Regions from separate parts of the Homo sapiens genome. Here region 1 is linked to region 2. Evidence: read pairs that join two places in POLR2A ChIA-PET (ENCODE). Cell type or tissue: PC-9. All regions are shown on one strand.

Region 1 (2,500 bases), 130 kb before region 2:
TTTTTTGAGACGGAGTCTCACTCTGTTGCCAGGCTGGAGTTCAGTGGCGTGATCTTGGCTTATTGCAACCTGTAACTCCACCTCTGACTCTGATTCAAGTGATTCTCCTGCCTCAGCCTCCCGAGTAGCTGGGACTGCAGGCACGCACCACTATGCCCAGATAATTTTTGTATTTTTGGTAGAGACGGGGTTTCATCATGTTGGTCAGGTTGCTCTCGATCTCCTGACTTTGTGATCCTCCTGCCTCAGCTTCCCAAAGTGCTGGGATTACAGGTGTGAGCCACGGCGCCCAGCCTGTGGCACTTCTTAAACTGGTTATCTTTCTTTCAAAAAGAAAAGATATGGAAATCTTGGCAAGATAAACAGGAGGGAACAATATTTGCTTTAGGAAGGTTAATTCTGACCTTATAAACAATGACTTTTACGGGGATCAAACTTTTTTTTTTTTTTTTGAGACAGTCTCATTCTGTTGCCCAGGCTGGAGTGCAGTGTTATGATCTCAGTGCAATGCGACCTCCACCTCCCGAGTTCAAGCCATTCTCCTGCCTCAGTCTCCTGAGTAGCTGGACTACAGGTGCCCGCCATGACGCCCAGCTAATTTTTGTATTTTTGTATTTTTTTTTTTTTTTTTTTGAGACGGAGTCTCGCTCTGTTGCCCAGGCTGGAGTGCAGTGGTACGATCTTGGCTCACCGCAAGCTCCGCCTCCCGGGTTCATGCCATTCTCCTGCCTCAGCCTCCGGAGTAGCTGGGACCACAGGCGCCCACCACCACGCCCAGCTAATTTTTTGTATTTTTTTAGTGGAGACAGGGTTTCACTGTGTTAGCCAGGATGATCTCGATCTCCTGACCTCGTGATCTGCCCGCCTCAGCCTCCCAAAGTGCTGGGATTATAGGCGTGAGCCACCGTGCCCGGCTAATTTTTGTATTTTTAATAGAGACGGGGTTTCAAGTAGGTGAAAAACCTCTACAAGGAAAACTACAAAACGCTGATGAAAGAAGTTGAAGAGGACATAAAGAAATGGAAATCAAATCCATGCTCATGGATCAGAAAATATTAATACTGTTAAAATGACCATACAACCCAAAGCAATCTACAGATTTAATAAAATCTCTATCAAAATACCAATGTCATTTTTCACAGAAGTAGAAAAAATAATCCTAAAATTCATATGGAACAAAAAAAGAGTTCAAATAGCCAAAGCAATCCTAAGCAGAAAGAAAGCTGGAGACATTATACTATCTGACTCCAACATATATTACAAGGCTCTAGTGACCAAAACATCATGGTATTGGTATAAAAACAGGTATAAAATGAAACAGAATAGAAAACTCAGAAATAGATCCATACATTTGCAGCCAATTGATTTTCAACAAAGGTGTCAAGGACATTCACTGGGGAAAGGACATTCTCTTCAATAAATAGTGCTGGGAAAAGTGGATATCCATATGCAAAAGAACGCAACTAACCTCCTACCTTTCACTATATGCAAAAATCAACTCGAGATGGATTAAAGACTTAACCATAAGGCCTGAAACCATAAAACTACTAGAAGAAAACATAGGGGGAAGCACTTCAGGACACTGGTCTAGGAAAAGATTTTATGGCTAAGACTTCAAAACCACAGGCAACAAAAACAAAAGTAGACAAATTGGATTATATTAAACTACAAAGCTTCTGCACAGCAGAGGAAACAACACAGTGAAGAGACAACCTGTTGAATGGGAGAAAATATCTGCAAACTGTTCATCCAACAAGGAATTAACATCCAGAATACACAAGGAACTCAAATACCTCAACAGTAAAACATGATAATAATTCCATTTAAAAGTGGGCAAAGGGTCAGGCATTATGGCTCATGCCTGTAATCCTAGCACTTTGGGAGGCTGATGCAGATGGACTGCTTGAGCCCAGGAGTTTGAGACCAGCCTGGGCAACATAGAAAAACCCCATCTCTACAAAAAAATACAAAAATTAGACTGAGTCTGGTGATTCATGCCTGTAATCCCAGCACTTGGGGAGGCCAAGGCAGTAGGATCGCTTGAGCCCAAGAGTTCAAGACCAGCCTGGGAACATAGTCACTAGTTACAGAGAACAGGAATCTATAAACTCATACCTTATTGTGTGTGTGTATATATATATATATATACATACAGAGTATACACAGGCTCATGCCTGTAATCCCAGCACTTTGGTAGACTGAGGCAGGTACATCACTTGAGTTCAGGAGTTCCAGAACAGCAACATGATGAAACCTGTCTCTACAAAAAAAATTAGGCAGCTGTGGTGGTGGCCGCCTGTGGTCCCAGCTACTGGCTACTCATGAGGCTGATACAGGAGGATCACTTGGGCCTTTCCTGCTTGCTTCACTGAAGGCATCAGGCTGTTTCATGGCTGGGATCAACTCTTCTCAAAGCAGGTCCTAGCAGGACTGGGTGTCCACACCCAGGATATGGGTCCTGCAGAGAGTTTGTAATACCCCGCGATCTTGGGGGAGGAGC
Region 2 (2,500 bases):
AGGAGGGGATCAGAGACCGCGGCAAGAACCCCTGCAGCTGCTCCTCCACCCCAGCAGGCCCACTGAGTGCTGAGAAGGGAGGCGTGGAGAATGGAAAACCACAGCTTTCCTGACTGAGACATCTGGGAGTGTGTGTGCAGGGGGTGGGGCAGGGGATGGGTAGGGGGAGAAAAAGAAAAGAAGCACTGTGAGTGTGGAGTATGGAGGAGGTGTAGTGTTTGAGACCCACGAAATGGCAATAGAGTTGGGCCTAAAGAGGTAAGTGAACATGGAAAGTTCCCTGAAAATTATAAAACCTAGAATTTTGCCCTGACTCTGCCACATTAGTCATGTGTTCTTGAATAGATCTACATATAATCCTAGAGGTACATATGAAGACAGTTGTATAACCACTGTGTACTTCCTATAATAAACTTCAGCAATTGGCTCTCTTTCTTGTCATCATGCTGGGCTCTCAAGACAAAGATAACCAAGAGGCAGCCAAGTAGAGAGTTATGCATGAACACATTACCTTAGGGGAGGATGGCAACAGCATTGAATAGCATCCACTCCAAATTTGTGTTCTGTCCTCCTTGGACCAGGACCACGAAAATAAAATCCTATCACATTTCCTGTAAATGTTGAATGCCATCATGTTCTCCACGGTGTTTCAGTTGATGAATGAACAGGGTAAGACTCGGTACAAAGGGAGGGGAGCACCTCTATGCCTAGGTACACACCATACGGAACGTATCCCTAGGGAAGGTGCTGGTGACCTGGCTCCTGGGAAAGGTGTCAAGGGAAAGAGGGGGCAGAGGTACCTAGAAGGAAGACCTCAGACAACATGGCTTGTCTAAAGAGTTGGAAAGTTCTGCCAGTAGCTAGAAGACAGTAAGTGGAACAGTGAAAATCCTTTCCTAGGAGAAACCAAACATTTACATTGACCACAAATCTGTATGAGCCAATAGAAAATGAGCAAAACATATGATCATACATTTAATAGAAGAAACATGTATGACCAATAAACATATAGAGATATTTTACTTCATTGATGATCAGGATCCAATGATACATAGCTTTATATCCACTTGATTAGCAAAATATAAAAAGTCTAGAAATATAAAATGTTAGCGAGGGTATGGATTCATAGGATTACTTATAAATTACTGATGGGAGCATAAGTACTATAAACCACTGGGAAACAGTTCAGCATTATCTCACAGTTGAAGATTCCTATATCCCATGACTCAGCAATTCCACTTCTAGATTTACATCAGGAGAGGCTCTTGCATACATGACTCAGCAATTCCACTCCTAGGTTTACATCAGGAGAAGCTCTTGCATACACATATCAGAAGACATAAATACAAAAGTGTTTTCAACAGCACCAAACAGTAGAAAAACATGGCACCAACCCACATATGCACTGAAAAGAGTGAATGAATAAACTGCGGCATATTCATATGAGTCAAAATGAATGAACTATAGTGAAGAGCAAGGTTATAGGTGAATCTTAGCAATATAATAGCAAATGTAAAAACTAAGCCTAATGAGATGATGCAAAGTATAACGTGCTTTTCATAAAGCTAAAAACAAGTCAAGAAAGTAATTTTCAGGACTAAAATATATTAGATCAAATTATATTGAAAAGAAAGCAAAGACCACTTGTATGCTGCAGCCTACCTTATCAGCTCATGGGAGCTGACTGTATACATCTTTCCCAACTCCAGTTTTAGTGACATCATTTTGTTAGCTTGAAACTGGCCATAGTGAGGGTATTTACACTACAGAAATCAGCAAACACAACAAATTACGCTTTGCTTTATTTTCCTCCAGAGAGTTAGTTGTCAACCCTTTACCAACACACTACTGGCAGGGAATAATAATGACCCAAGTTCAGGATTTTTATAAGGCTGGGGCATGGCAGGAGATAGAATGAGAGAGAACTACACAGCTATACATTTAAATATTCTAAAGGTCTATCTTGCATAATGTTGAGGAGGAGATATTTTACAAGTTCCTATTATGTTTTTAAATAAGTAATTATTCATTGACAAGAAAGTCCTGTGTGTTATTAACCACAGGTTAAGATAAATAAAATTGTATGCATATAGAATCAAAAAGAAGAGAAAATAAAACAAATAAATGAATAGATTAGAGTTCTTACAAGAAAAGGATTAAGAACATTTTATAGTCAAAACCAGGAGTGAAATAGCAGTGGGTCACCTGCTACCATCCTCATATAGACATCGGCTGCTGAACTAATCACAGCGGACAACCTACCACCCAACAGACCTGGACCCTTGTCAACCCCTTTGCAACAGAGAGCAGGGGTTTAGACACTAAGGGTGAACGTGAAAGCATGGAGATGACGCCTGGCCCCTGACCAAGGTGGAACTGCCTGGAATAAGATGGGAGCAAATTCCGCAGTGGACACGCTGCTGCTTTTCATCTCCACTATGACCACGTGCTGCTGGTGGTTAAATACCCCACCTGGGTTCAGTCACCTCAGACTGTGCCA

Evidence for each region. Peaks named below come from ENCODE experiments on the same cell type or tissue, not always from the same donor. Only the 100,000 strongest peaks of a DNase experiment are listed, where the experiment ranks them.
Region 1: POLR2A ChIA-PET joins it to region 2 with 10 read pairs; 4 of 35 experiments call an interaction of 5 or more read pairs at or near these places.

Annotation. Positions count from the first base shown.
Region 1 is chr9:33,483,794-33,486,293 of GRCh38, forward strand. All of the region lies in intron 1 of LOC107987061 (a long non-coding RNA gene), which reads left to right. Among named protein-coding and RNA genes, the nearest start is that of NOL6, 11 kb to the left of the region's middle. In PC-9, no CTCF peak of the experiment used is centred here; no DNase peak of the experiment used is centred here.
Region 2 is chr9:33,618,518-33,621,017 of GRCh38, forward strand. No RefSeq gene overlaps it. Among named protein-coding and RNA genes, the nearest start is that of PTENP1-AS, 58 kb to the right of the region's middle. In PC-9, no CTCF peak of the experiment used is centred here; a DNase peak (open chromatin) is centred at 1,284.